Linked DNA regions of Homo sapiens: regions 2, 3, 4 and 5 are each linked to region 1. The links are chromatin contacts, found by Hi-C or POLR2A ChIA-PET in ENCODE. All regions are on one chromosome and are shown on one strand. Each heading gives the region's core, a stretch centred on a gene start or an enhancer-like site at or near the end of the contact. The rest is flanking DNA. Distances are from core to core; before and after follow the strand shown.

What was found. Hi-C counts contacts between places; a loop is a spot of excess contacts on that map. ChIA-PET counts read pairs that join two places held with the same protein, here RNA polymerase II (POLR2A). Pooled maps may share reads with other maps.
Region 2: a loop to region 1 is called in a pooled map, with 15 times the contacts of the local background. The contact joins the promoter of RILPL2 here to the promoter of UBC in region 1. A Hi-C loop is called at or near these places in 11 of 37 single-sample maps with no recorded cell type and 9 of 50 pooled maps. POLR2A ChIA-PET finds 5 or more read pairs at or near these places in 1 of 52 experiments (MCF 10A).
Region 3: a loop to region 1 is called in a pooled map, with 5 times the contacts of the local background. The contact joins the promoter of SNRNP35 here to the promoter of UBC in region 1. A Hi-C loop is called at or near these places in 2 of 37 single-sample maps with no recorded cell type and 7 of 50 pooled maps. POLR2A ChIA-PET finds 5 or more read pairs at or near these places in 2 of 52 experiments (activated CD4-positive, alpha-beta T cell and activated naive CD8-positive, alpha-beta T cell).
Region 4: a loop to region 1 is called in a pooled map, with 27 times the contacts of the local background. The contact joins the promoter of SBNO1-AS1 here to the promoter of UBC in region 1. A Hi-C loop is called at or near these places in 11 of 37 single-sample maps with no recorded cell type and 15 of 50 pooled maps.
Region 5: a loop to region 1 is called in a pooled map, with 11 times the contacts of the local background. The contact joins the promoter of LINC00944 here to the promoter of UBC in region 1. A Hi-C loop is called at or near these places in 1 of 37 single-sample maps with no recorded cell type and 7 of 50 pooled maps. POLR2A ChIA-PET finds 5 or more read pairs at or near these places in 2 of 52 experiments (A673 and B cell).

What each region holds. Positions count from the first base shown.
Region 1 is chr12:124,913,400-124,916,099 of GRCh38, reverse strand. UBC (ubiquitin C) reads left to right here and starts at 1,450. Exons shown (of 2, transcript NM_021009.7): 1 at 1,450-1,513; 2 at 2,326-2,700. The coding sequence starts at 2,329. It overlaps MIR5188 (microRNA 5188), which reads right to left and starts at 553; the gene lies at 441-553. RefSeq lists enhancers at 1-97, 1,422-1,871, 1,196-2,153 and a silencer at 872-1,211.
Region 2 is chr12:123,435,419-123,438,118 of GRCh38, reverse strand. It overlaps RILPL2 (Rab interacting lysosomal protein like 2), which reads left to right and starts at 1,435. Exons shown (of 4, transcript NM_145058.3): 1 at 1,435-2,037. The coding sequence starts at 1,699. RefSeq lists a silencer at 1,429-1,688 and an enhancer at 1,530-2,459.
Region 3 is chr12:123,456,823-123,459,522 of GRCh38, reverse strand. SNRNP35 (small nuclear ribonucleoprotein U11/U12 subunit 35) reads right to left here and starts at 1,384. Exons shown (of 2, transcript NM_022717.4): 1 at 1,307-1,384. RefSeq lists enhancers at 1-830, 1,077-1,156, 831-1,697.
Region 4 is chr12:123,363,578-123,366,277 of GRCh38, reverse strand. SBNO1-AS1 (SBNO1 antisense RNA 1) reads right to left here and starts at 1,330. Exons shown (of 2, transcript NR_157806.1): 1 at 1,163-1,330; 2 at 474-753. SBNO1 (strawberry notch homolog 1) reads left to right here and starts at 1,431. Exons shown (of 32, transcript NM_001167856.3): 1 at 1,431-1,577. MIR8072 (microRNA 8072) reads left to right here and starts at 1,435; the gene lies at 1,435-1,514. RefSeq lists enhancers at 671-880, 2,341-2,390, 2,047-2,700 and silencers at 1,051-1,150, 1,281-1,520, 1,631-1,710, 1,751-1,860.
Region 5 is chr12:126,771,005-126,773,704 of GRCh38, reverse strand. It overlaps LINC00944 (long intergenic non-protein coding RNA 944), which reads left to right and starts at 1,443. Exons shown (of 5, transcript NR_033878.1): 1 at 1,443-1,626. RefSeq lists enhancers at 1,115-1,194, 670-1,869.

The sequences.
Region 1 (2,700 bases), core at 201-2,700:
TGTTCATAACTTAAAACAAGAATGCAGCCTTTTCCTAATGGCAAAATATTTTTCAGTTGGTAGCCTCTTTTTCTCTTTTTTTTGAAGCTTTTAAGGGTAGAAATCAAAATAGCCTCCCTACCTCCAATACATTTGTAGAAACAGGGACTATTTGTAGAAGAGTCCAGAAGGAACAGTGGCTGGGAAATTGAGGGCATGAGGGAGACTTTTCACTGTACACTTTAAAAAGACACATTTAAAAAATCTCACCATGTTCGTATATTTTAAAACATTTAAAAAATATACTGAAGAAATGACACGTAGGGATCACAAAATAGGTTGTGGTAAAAATTTAAAAAGCTGGCTGGTGATGCTTTTCTCCCCACTTCTTTTACCAAAATAGAATTGCCCTGTAGAATTACATTTCATATTTGACACCCTACCCTGCACTGAAATAAGGTTGGGATTCTATTCCTGTCTTTTAAAATCTCCGGTTTAAATGGGTCCGATTATTGAATGGATCCTGCTTACAATAATCGTACCCATTGAAACCAGAGAAATTTCCATGCCTCCCTGTTGGCATCAAGTAGGACCTTTCCATACCTGGCCCTCAGAATGTACAGGAAGGTGGAAGAACAGTCTAGAAGGATGTCGTTCGCTCAGCCTTGCGTTCCAGCTAAAATAAAACTGTGTGGGGTTTCCGCCTCTTTTTTCCAAATTTAACCTGGACACCCAGCTCCTCTGCAGTGTCTCCCCTGGAAAGTTCTCGAGCGTTCCCCAGCTTTAGGGCCACGCCCGCCCTGAGATCTGCCGAGTCATTGTCCTTGTCCCGCGGCCCCGGGAGCCCCCCGCGACCGGCCTGGGAGGCTCAGGGAGGTTGAAGGGGGCTGAGCAAAGGAAGCCCCGTCATTACCTCAAATGTGACCCAAAAATAAAGACCCGTCCATCTCGCAGGGTGGGCCAGGGCGGGTCAGGAGGGAGGGGAGGGAGACCCCGACTCTGCAGAAGGCGCTCGCTGCGTGCCCCACGTCCGCCGAACGCGGGGTTCGCGACCCGAGGGGACCGCGGGGGCTGAGGGGAGGGGCCGCGGAGCCGCGGCTAAGGAACGCGGGCCGCCCACCCGCTCCCGGTGCAGCGGCCTCCGCGCCGGGTTTTGGCGCCTCCCGCGGGCGCCCCCCTCCTCACGGCGAGCGCTGCCACGTCAGACGAAGGGCGCAGCGAGCGTCCTGATCCTTCCGCCCGGACGCTCAGGACAGCGGCCCGCTGCTCATAAGACTCGGCCTTAGAACCCCAGTATCAGCAGAAGGACATTTTAGGACGGGACTTGGGTGACTCTAGGGCACTGGTTTTCTTTCCAGAGAGCGGAACAGGCGAGGAAAAGTAGTCCCTTCTCGGCGATTCTGCGGAGGGATCTCCGTGGGGCGGTGAACGCCGATGATTATATAAGGACGCGCCGGGTGTGGCACAGCTAGTTCCGTCGCAGCCGGGATTTGGGTCGCAGTTCTTGTTTGTGGATCGCTGTGATCGTCACTTGGTGAGTAGCGGGCTGCTGGGCTGGCCGGGGCTTTCGTGGCCGCCGGGCCGCTCGGTGGGACGGAGGCGTGTGGAGAGACCGCCAAGGGCTGTAGTCTGGGTCCGCGAGCAAGGTTGCCCTGAACTGGGGGTTGGGGGGAGCGCAGCAAAATGGCGGCTGTTCCCGAGTCTTGAATGGAAGACGCTTGTGAGGCGGGCTGTGAGGTCGTTGAAACAAGGTGGGGGGCATGGTGGGCGGCAAGAACCCAAGGTCTTGAGGCCTTCGCTAATGCGGGAAAGCTCTTATTCGGGTGAGATGGGCTGGGGCACCATCTGGGGACCCTGACGTGAAGTTTGTCACTGACTGGAGAACTCGGTTTGTCGTCTGTTGCGGGGGCGGCAGTTATGGCGGTGCCGTTGGGCAGTGCACCCGTACCTTTGGGAGCGCGCGCCCTCGTCGTGTCGTGACGTCACCCGTTCTGTTGGCTTATAATGCAGGGTGGGGCCACCTGCCGGTAGGTGTGCGGTAGGCTTTTCTCCGTCGCAGGACGCAGGGTTCGGGCCTAGGGTAGGCTCTCCTGAATCGACAGGCGCCGGACCTCTGGTGAGGGGAGGGATAAGTGAGGCGTCAGTTTCTCTGGTCGGTTTTATGTACCTATCTTCTTAAGTAGCTGAAGCTCCGGTTTTGAACTATGCGCTCGGGGTTGGCGAGTGTGTTTTGTGAAGTTTTTTAGGCACCTTTTGAAATGTAATCATTTGGGTCAATATGTAATTTTCAGTGTTAGACTAGTAAATTGTCCGCTAAATTCTGGCCGTTTTTGGCTTTTTTGTTAGACAATGCAGATCTTCGTGAAGACTCTGACTGGTAAGACCATCACCCTCGAGGTTGAGCCCAGTGACACCATCGAGAATGTCAAGGCAAAGATCCAAGATAAGGAAGGCATCCCTCCTGACCAGCAGAGGCTGATCTTTGCTGGAAAACAGCTGGAAGATGGGCGCACCCTGTCTGACTACAACATCCAGAAAGAGTCCACCCTGCACCTGGTGCTCCGTCTCAGAGGTGGGATGCAAATCTTCGTGAAGACACTCACTGGCAAGACCATCACCCTTGAGGTCGAGCCCAGTGACACCATCGAGAACGTCAAAGCAAAGATCCAGGACAAGGAAGGCATTCCTCCTGACCAGCAGAGGTTGATCTTTGCCGGAAAG
Region 2 (2,700 bases), core at 186-2,685, 1.5 Mb after region 1:
TGATCTTACTCTGTCACCATGGTCCCACTCTGTCACAGGCACCACTCTGTGGTGAGATCTTGGCTCACTGCAGCCTCAACATCCCGGGCTCAAGTGGTCCTCCCACCTCAGCCTCCCGAGTACCTGCCACTACAGGCATGAACCACTGTGTCCAGCTACTTTTGTTTACTTTTTGTAGAGACAGGGTCTCACTATGATGCCCAAGCTAGTCTCAAATTCCTGGGCTCAAGCAATCCTCCTGCGTCAGCCTCCTGAAGTGTTGAGATTAAGGCATGAGCCACAGCGAATGACTCAAGTTTCTACGCCACTCTGCTAATATTCTCAGTAATATGGATTCCGCATATGTGTCGAATGCTTTGTGATTTTCAGACAGGGGTTTCTCTCTTGTTAATTACTCCTCCTTCTCTCACCCAAGTAGCAAGGTGTCTCCAACACCAGCAATTCCTCCCTAGCGCTGTGGAAGAAAGAATGAAGGGGCCGGGCGCGGTGGCTCACGCCTGTAATCCCAGCACTTTGGGAGGCCGAGGCAGGTGGATCACGAGGTCAGGAGATCGAGACCATCCTGGCGAACATGGTGAAACCCCGTCTCTACTAAAAATACAAAAAAATTAGCCGGGCGTGGTGGCGCGTGCCTGTAGTCCCAGCTACTCGGGAGGCTGAGGCAGGAGAATGGCGTGAACCTGGGAGGCGGAGCTTGCAGCAAGCCGAGATCGCGCCACTGCACTCCAGCCTGGGCGACACAGGGAGACTCCGTCTCAAAAAAAAAAAGAAAGAAAGAAAGAAAGAAAGAATGAAGGATTGCAGTCACGTATGTGAGTGCTTCCTAAGTGCTTGAGGTGTCGCACACATGATCTCATAAGCTCATGTTCCTCGCAGCAACCCTGCCACCTGGGTCCCGCTATTGTCCCCATTTTACAGAGGAGGAGACTGAGGCTCGGAGACGTTAAGTAACTTGCCAAGGTGACAGCGCTGGTTACGTGGAGGAGCCGAGGACCCAGCGAAGTGAGCAGGGCAGACATTCTCCATTTTATTGAGAGTCACAGCGAAGTCGGACGCCCCAGGCCCTAGTGACAATTTGCCTGGGAGTTTTCCAGATCCTCAAGCCTCGGGGACTCTGTCGCGCTGCCCCCAGCAGCTGCTTTCTGTTTGGCCGCAGGCTCCAGAAAACACCCTCAAAGAGACACCCGGATCTTCCATCACCTACGATGCAAATTCTACGGCTGGAAAGCACGAGGGTGGAAAGGAAAAAGTTGCGTTCTTTTTACCCCGCTCTGGATTGCACGGTGGAAACTCCGTCTCCACGGAAACGCACCTCCTGGCAGCGGTCGCCAGGGGCGGGGCTCAGGGCGGCTCCTCCCCGGGGCTGCAACTGTTCCCAGGCTGGGGCGATTGCCGTCACCCCTGAACTTCCCCGTTCCTCTTCTCGGCTGCCTCCTTTTCCGTTGTCCCTTCGCGCCCCAAACCACATCCTGGAGCGCACTCTCCAGCGTGGCTGGCAGCGGGGACGGTGCGCCGGGGCGCAGGCCCAAGAGTCGCGTGCGCGGCCCCTTGCACCATCCCCCCGGGCCCACCCCCGGGCCGCGCTGATTGGGCAGGTAGGGACTCTGCCCAGCGGAAAGTTTTGGGTGCCGGGAGGAAGTCTAACCTTTGGGAGACTCCAAGACAGCAGCTCCGAGGTCGGCGGGGGTCTGGGTGGCCATGGAGGAGCCCCCTGTGCGAGAAGAGGAAGAGGAGGAGGGAGAGGAGGACGAGGAGAGGGACGAGGTTGGGCCCGAGGGGGCGCTGGGCAAGAGCCCCTTCCAGCTGACCGCCGAGGACGTGTATGACATCTCCTACCTGTTGGGCCGCGAGCTTATGGCCCTGGGCAGCGACCCCCGGGTGACGCAGCTGCAGTTCAAAGTCGTCCGCGTCCTGGAGATGCTGGAGGCGCTGGTGAATGAGGGCAGCCTGGCGCTGGAGGAGCTGAAGATGGAGAGGGACCACCTCAGGAAGGAGGTGGAGGGGCTGCGGAGACAGAGCCCTCCGGCCAGCGGGGAGGTGAGTGTGGGAGCGAGGGTTCCGGGCCCACGGCGCCTGCGGGGCGTAGGAGGGCACCTACTGGCAGGGAGACGCCTTCCTTTTCTTTTCTCTTCTCTTTTCTCTTTTTTCTTTTTTTAAGAGATGGGATCTCGCTGTGTTGCCCAGGCTGGTCTCAAACTCCTGGCTCCAAGTGATCCCCCAGCCTCAGCCTCCTAGAGTGCTGGGTTTACAGGTGTGAGCCACCCTGCCTGGCCAGAATCTGTATTTCTAACGAGTTCGCAGTTAATGCTGATGCTATTGGCCCAGGGTCCACAGTTTGAGAACCTTTGACCTAGAGCAAGAAACACTTTTTTTTTCTTTTGACACAGGGTCCTGCTCTATCTCCCAGGCTAGAGTGCAGTGGTGCAAACACGGCTCACTACAGCCTTGGCCTCCTAGGCTCAAGCAATTCTCCTGCCTTGCCCTTCCAAGTAGCTGGGAGTACAGGCATGTGCCACCATGCCTGGCTAACTTTTTTGATGTTTTGTAGAGATGGGGGTCTCACCGTTACCCAGGCTGGTCTCAAACTCCTAAGCTCAAGGAATCCTCCCACCTTGGCCTCCCAAAGTGCTGGGCTTGTGGATGTGAGCCACCACACTTGGACAAGAAACACATTTTACCTAAAGAGAAATTAGTGCATAT
Region 3 (2,700 bases), core at 135-2,634, 1.5 Mb after region 1:
AACCACCGCGCCTGGGCCTCATTCTCATTTTACTCATCAACAGGGGATGAGAGCCGAAATGAATGGTGGGGGCCAGGGCGCGGTGGCTCATGCCTGTAATCCCAGCACTTTGGGAGGCCAAGGCGGGTGGATTATTTGAGGTCAGTAAATTTTGAGCTTCAGGATTCTTATTGTGAAATGTAGCTAAATGTCACTTCACTAGGTTTTTGTGAAGATTAGATCATATGGTGTCTATAAAAATGCATTACAATTATAAATTATTATACAAATTTAGAAAATTTTTGGCCAGGCACGCGCTGGCTCACGCCTGTAATACCAGCACTTTGAGAGGCCGAGGCTGGAGGATCGCTTGAGCCCAGAAATTCGAGACCAGCCTGGGCAACAAAGTGAGACCCCGTTTCAATCAATCAATCAATAATCAATTCTCCGGGCGTGGGGTCGCGCCTGTGGTCCCAGATACTTGAGAGGCTGAGGCGGGAGGACTGCTTGACCCGAAATGTCGACGCTGCAGTGAGCCGAGATCGCGCCACCGCTCTCCAGCCTGGGCGACTCCCTGTCTCTGGGGAAAAACAAAAAAATAAATGAAGCCTCTCCTTCCTGGGTCTTCGGGGTAAGACTCTGCCCCTCCTGGCCGGGCACGGTGGCTGACGGCTGTAATCCCAGCACTTTGGGAGGCCGAGGCGGGTGGATCACGAGGACAGGAGATCGAGACCATCCTGGCTAACATGGTGAAACCCCGTCTCCAGTAAAATACAAAAAATTAGCAGGGCGTGGTGGCGGGCGCCTGTAGTCTCAGCTACTCGGGAAGCTGAGGCAGTGGAATCGCTTGAACCCAGGAGGCGGAGGTTGCAGTGAACCGAGATCGCACCACTGCACTCCAGCCCGGGCGACAGAGCAAGACTGTCTCAAAAAGGAAAAAAAAAAAAAAAAGACTTTGCCCCTCCTGTGAAAAGCAAAACTGAAGGCGGAACCCACAGAGCCCTCCAGGGCATGCGCAGTGGGCCTCGGAGGCAAACACCTAAGTTTCTGTGGAAAAGCCTATCCTTCCCATCCAGCCTGCAGCCTGGCCGCCAACCCTCGAGGCCGCTCCCCCGCCCCTCTCCTTCTCTGGGGGCCGCAGGGAGTAAGGCGCCATCCTTCCAATCCAGCTCTCGTCCCCACTCCCCGCAACGCAACCCAGAATGTCGTCCCCTTTGCCAGGTTTCAACATGGCGCCCCACACAAGCGCGGGCACAGCGTCTGGGCCGCACTCCCTCTTCCTTCTCTCCGGCGTGGGGCCCGCTCCTTCCAAGCCGCTTCCACTCACCTCTGCAAAGCTTGGGCTCCCTTCCGACGGAGACAGGCGAGCAGCTGCAGGCGACAGCAGATTCTCCGCGCCGGCCTCGGCCTGACCTTTACATTGGTAGCAGCAGATTCGCCGCCGACGCTCGTTTCCTGTTTGTTTTACCTTTAAAATTTTACTCCCACGCAACGAGGGTGTTATCATCTCCGAAGACAATAAGCTAAAAAAAAATTTTTTTAAGAGAAAAATTGCTAATTCAACAACTAAGTTGAAAGAAAGACTATCGAATATGCAGTTACCTGGGACATTTTACTTTATTATTTATTTATTCTTATTTATTATTTTTTCTTGAGACGGAGACTCCCTCTGTCGCCCAGGCTGGAGTGCAGTGGTGCGAACTCGGCTCACTGCAACCTCCGCCTCCCGGGTTCAAGTGATTTTCCTGCCTCAGCCTCCCGCGTAGCTGGGATTACTGGCGCCCGCCACCACGCCCGGCTATTTTTTGTATTTTTAGTAGAGACAGGGTTTTGCCATGTTGGCCAGGCTGGTCTCGAACTTCTGACCTCAAGTGATCCGCCCGCCTCGGCCTCCCAAAGTGCTGGGATTACAGGCGTGAGCCATCGCGCCCGGCCCCAATTTCTTTATAAAAAAAAAAAAAAAAAAAAAGGCCAGGTGGCATGCCTCACGCCTGTAATCCCAGCACTTCGGGAGGCCGAGGCGGGCGGATCACCTGAGGTTCGGAGTTCGAGACCAGCCTGAGCAACATGGAGAAACCCCTTCTCTACTAAAAATACAAAATTAGCTGGACATGGTGTCATGTGCCTGTAATCCCAGCCACTCAGGAGGCTGAGGCAGGAGAATCACTTGAACCCGGGAGGCAGAGGTTTCGATGAACTGAGATGGTGCCATTGCACTCCAGCCTGAACAACAAGAGTGAAAGTCCGTCTCAAAAAAAAGAAAAATCTATAGCTTAAAATTTTATGTTTGAAAATATATGGTAGCCACTGTCAGTGGAGGCCATCTGCAGTTTCAGCTACTAGGGAGGCTGAGTCGTGAGGCTTGAGGCCAGGAGTTCAAGTTCAGCCTGTCAGCCTGGGCAACAGAGCAAGACCCCTATGTTGTTGTTTGTTTGTTTGTTTTTGTTTTGTTTTGTTTGAGACAGAGTTTCACTCTTGTTGCCCATATTGGAGTGCAATGGCACGATCTCGGCTGACCGCAACCTCCGCCTCCCAGGTTCAAGCAATTCTCCTGACAGCCTTCCGAGTAGCTGGGATTACAGGCATGTGCCACCATGCCCGGCTAATTTTGTATTTTTAGTAGAGATGGGGTTTCTCCATGTTGGTCAGGCTGGTCTTGAACTCCCGATCTCAAGTGATCTGCCTGCCTTGGCCTCCCAAAGTGCTGGGATTACAGGCGTG
Region 4 (2,700 bases), core at 81-2,580, 1.5 Mb after region 1:
GTTTCACCATGTTGGCCAGGCTGGTCTCGAACTCCTGACCTCAGGTGGTCCGCCCACCTCGGCCTCCCGAAGTGCTGGGATTACAGGCGTGAGCCACTGCGCCCGGCCTAAAATATTTTTTATTTTTGTCTTTATAGGTTTTTTTTCTATGTGTGTGAGAGGATTAAATGAAATAATGTAATTAGTAAAGCGATTAGTTAGCACTTTAAAAATATTTATAAATGTATACATAGATATATAATACATATCTATGTGTACAAACACTGAAGTTTCCTATTCTTTCTGTGCCTACTTTTTCCTTTCTTTCCCCGAATACTTTGTCTCTGGAAGAGTTCACACTGTAACCTCCAACTGTTCCAGCTACTTGGTTTGCTTTCAGCACTAGGCTTGTAGGATGCGCAGCCAGTAGGGGGCAAGAATCACCCAGGCGTGCTTATTACCCAAGCAACGGAGTCAAACAGCACTTTCAGAATGACTTTACAAAAGGGTTACCAACAAGGTAATATGTTTATTGTGTTAGGTCGCTTAATAATAACGAAAAGATGAAAACAAGGAAGTGAGAAGCGGTAGGGACAGCCCTACTCTTCAGTATTCATTAAGTGGGAGCCCCGGTGTGTCGGGCTTGCGTATGAGCGTGAAGACAGACGTGGGATGGCTGAGCTCACACGCCTTAGGCTCTGATTCTAGCCGTGGTCGCGCCGAGGGCTCCGGGTTACTTGCGGTTTCACTGCCAATAAAGTGCTTTGAGCGAGCCTAACAAGCAATGAATATGTAAACATTTTGTTTCTAGGACTAACTAGGTAATGAAGAGATCTTCCAAGTGACAGAAACGCTGCTAGGTAACTTCCTGGGCCGTAGCTCCCCACCCTAACAGGTTCTGAAAATAGCTCCAGGCCCTTCCTAACCGGAGTTTGAAAGCAGGCGCGGGGCGCATGCGCGCGGCCCTCCGGCCGACCTCCCGATAGCCCTGGCACGCGGACCTTCTTCCCGACAGGCCGCGGGGAAAAAAGGGCGGGGAAACGGAATTACCGCGAGCTCTCCGTGAGCGCCGGCGGAAACAGTAGTCACGTGACTCTCCTAGGTGGCCTTCGCCTTCCCCCTCCCCCTTCGCGGAAACCCGGCCCCCTCACCCCTCGCCCACCCCAGAGCCGCGGTAATGGACCGTTTGGGTTCCGGAATTCTCTTGGATCCAACAACTGGTACCGGGCCGAGGATAGCCGGCGGAGTCCGTTTTTGGCGGCGAAGACTGGGGGGTGGTCAAGATGGGGGGGAAATCATCTTCCTTCACCTAGGAGGGAGGCGGGGCGGAGAGGGGCGCAGAGAGGCGGGTGGGGGAGGAGGGAGGAAGTCACGTGAGGGCGCTGCGTGCGCGCGGCGCCTCATCCGTTGCCCCTCCCCCGCCCCTCCCGGCGGGGCGGGGGGGCTGGGGGAGGGGCGTCAAGATGGCGGCGGGGAGGTAGGCAGAGCAGGACGCCGCTGCTGCCGCCGCCACCGCCGCCTCCGCTCCAGTCGCCTCTGGTCCTTCAAACTCACACCTCCCGGGAGGAGCTGTGCTGGCGCCGGGTCCCGCGGGGAAAGTAAGTCCTTCCCTTGGCCCTTTTCTCCTTCCACACTCCCCCTCCCGGACAGCCTCCCACTCCCACCCTCGGGGGGCCGTGCGGGGCCAGGCTGGGGGGACAGCCACCTCGCCCCGGCTTGGGGCCTCCCTCGCCGCTTGCCGCTCCTCGCGGCCGCGCGCTCCGGGGCCCTCGGGGGCATGTTCCCGACGGCGGCTCCGTTGTACTCGCTTCCTCTGTTCGTCAGCGCCGGGCCCCGCTGTCGCCGCTCGTGGGGCTTTCGGGCTCCGGGAGCCCCGCTGTCCCGGGCCGGAGGCACCCCTCTTGGACCGCGGGGCAGGGTCTGTGCACGCCGGCTCCGCTGGGTTCGCCCCTTTGGCTTCCGCCTCACAACCCGGGGGCTGCGGGTCCGGGACCCGCGGGGAAAGTAAGGACCGGATCCTTCCCAAGTCCTCTTTCGTGCCCCAGCATTGCTCCCGGCTCTGGGCGAGGGAGGGAGGCAGGCGACGCGGTCGTCCTTCCTAAATCTGAACCCCACAGCGCGGTCTCGTACATGCCCCGCTCTTGGGGCGGTGGGGAAGCCGCGGGGGACACGTGCAGGCTCCCTTCACGCCTCTCCAGGCGACTCGCTTAGTTCTGCCTCGGCGGGCGAGCTCACCTCCCAGACCCTAAGAATTACCCATGGAGGGGAACGGCAGTTGGGGATTTGCTTACTTTGAGAGCGTTTGGCATAACGAGCATCCAGAGTTCCCCAAAGCAGTGGATACCGGTGGTTTCCCAGAAGTGGTTTGGGGTCGGTTTAACCGCTGAGGAGATTTGGATGTTCCTAAACCCTTCTGATTGTTTCTTTCCTGACCCTGGCATCCAGCTCCTCCCCTTCCCACCCCTGCTTTGTGCTTCTGTTTGGTTAATGTTTGCGGACCACTAACTTGATCCTCGCACAGAGAAGCTCTTTTTATGTGCGTGCTCGGTTTACTGTGGGAGGCTTTTGTTTTGGGGAGTCGCTGGTTGAGAAACGTGGGAAAAGAACGGGCCAGAAAATGAGAGACAAATAAAGCAACGTTTTTATCCATTGAATTGCGCAGCCAATTGTAAGTGCACCCGGAAGTTTGTACTGAACACGTGTTGAGGGAAGGTTATAAAC
Region 5 (2,700 bases), core at 194-2,693, 1.9 Mb before region 1:
ACTTACCATGACCATCAGAATCAAGGCACCTTGGTATAATATCTCTTTCCTTCCTTACAGCTGAAAATTTAGCTCTTGTCTTTGAAGATTCACTTCTGCCTCTCTCTAGCCCTGAATTGGTCTCTCTAGCAACATGTGTCTCCCCTCTGAATTCCTGTATGGATTTCAGACTAATGGCAGCCAAACCAGTGCCTGCACCCTTCCAGATTGTTTCTTCTAATTTAGTCCTCTGCTGGTGGTCTCCATGCACTCTCCTTTGCATATTCATCTGCAGGTCATCTTCACACATTCTTATCAGCCTAGGAGTCTTCTGTGCAGTGGTCTCTTCCTGCCACATCTCCCCTCTCCCCAGGAGATTAGAATGGCAAAGCCACACTCTATGGGATCTCAAGAACCCAAGTGTGAGATTTGCTTTCAGTATTTAGCAGAATTGGTGTTTCTGGGGCGGCAATCTCCTCCTGGAGATGTGTTAATCATTTACAGAATAGCCTGGACTAGTGTATGGGCCCTGCCCTTAGAGCCAATGCCACATTTATTTTTATTTTGCGAGATCTGCACTGACATGAAAACCGAAAATTCTATTGACGTTTCCTGTTCAACCTAAAAGCTAAATCCAGTTCATCACTGAAATCCCACAATGCCCTGAGACAAATAGTGCTTTAAAATATGTGGTGATTTTTAGGTCAGGTGCGGTGTAATCCCACACCTGTAATCCCAGCACTTTGGGAGGCCGAGGCGGGTGGATCACGAGGTCAGGAGGTTGAGATCAGCCTGATCAATATGGTGAAACCCCATCTCTACTAAAAATACAAACATTAGCCAGCGCCTGTAATCCCAGCTACTCAGGAGGCTGAGGCAGAAGAATGGCACGAACCCGGGAGGCGGAGGCTGCAATGAGCCAAGGTCGCGCCATTGCATTCCAACCTGGGCAACAGAACGAGACTCCGTCTCTAAGAAAAAAAAAAAAAAAAAGTGGTGATTTTTTTAAAAAGGAGTGGTTCATTCAGTTAAATGGGAAGAGTTGTAATGAGGGACTAAGTGGCTAAGTTGGCTGGACTTCCTGGGTCAATAGGGACTTCCCTAAGGGGACTTTCCCCTAAGCCAAAATGAGTCATAGCTGAAAGCTAAGGGATGGAAACTTCAACCAATCAAAGGGGACTTTCCCCTAAGACAAACTGACTCATAGCTGCAAGCTAAGTGGTTGAAACTTGAACCAGTCATATAGGGAGTTTAAGCTCTAGCTTCAGCCTGATGTTTTTAACCAACTAGGCCCGCCAACCCACAAGCAGATAGAAAATAAGCTGATTCTATAGGACAGAAAAAGGAAGAGGGCAGGGGTCATAAGGGGATGTAAGCATAAGATACCCAAGCCAGAAACAGCAACCCTTCCAGGTCCCCTTCCCCCACGTGGAAGCTTTCCTTTCACTTTCGCTTTAATAAATCTTGCCGCAGCACACTCTCTAATCGAGCTGTAACACTCGCCACTGCCGTCCACGGCTTCATTCCTTGAAGCCGTGAGACCACGAACCCTTCGATTGAGAAGAACCTTCGGTCGGAAGAAGACTTCTCGTCTCAGTAACAATAACAAGAAAAACAGCCTAGACTAGACGCACATCAGGAAGACAGGTAGTAACAAAATATTTTGTTGTTTGTACTTTTAGTGTTGTCTCTAAGACAGCTTTGCCTAACCCAGGCAACAAAAATTTAATCCTATACTTTCATCTAAGAGTATTACAATTTTAACTCTTTAATTGAGGTCTGTGGATCATTTGGAGTTAATTTTTGTGTGTGGTGTAAGGAAGGGATCCAAAACATACTTGTCAGCAGCAGTTGTGGAAAAGACTATTTTTCCTATTTTTTTCCTCATTCAACTGTCTGGAATTTTTGTTGAATATCAATTGACTATAAATGTAACGGTACGTTTTACGGCTCTCAAGTCTATTCCACTGGTCTGTGTGTCATTTTTTTATACCAATACCACACTCTTTAATTATTGTGCCCGGGTAATGTCTGACATTGGAAAGTGTGAGTCCTCTAAATGTGTTATTTTTCTCAACTGTTTTGGATGTTCTAAGTCCCCTGTGTTTCAATATGAATTTTATGATAGGCTTCTCAATTTATACAACAAATCCAGCCAGAATTTTGATAGGGACCACATTGAATCTATAGATCAATTTGAGGAGTACTGCCATCTGAACAATATTGTCTTCCAATCCACAAACATGAATTTTTTTCCATTTATTTAAATCTTCTTTAATTCTTTTCAACAATGTTTTCTAGTGCTACATGCATAGGTTTTGCACTTCCTTTTAAGAATTTATTCCTAAATATCATATTATTTCTGAGTGCTATTATAAATATAATTACATATTTTCTTAAAATCATTTTTGGATTGCTTACTTTTAGCATATAGAATTTCAATTTATTTTTGTATATTGATCTTGTATCTTGAAACTTTGTCCAACTAATTATTAGTTTTAATAGGTTTTAAGTGGATTTCTTAAGATGTTCCATACACAAGGTCATATCATGTTTGAATATAAATAGACTTACTTCTTTATTTCCAAACTGGATGCTATTTATTTATTTTTCTGGCCTAATTATCTTGGATAATTTCAGGAAAATTTTGAATAGAAGTTATAAGAGTAGACATTCATGTCTTATTCCTGATCTTAAGAGAAAATAACTCAGTCTTTTACT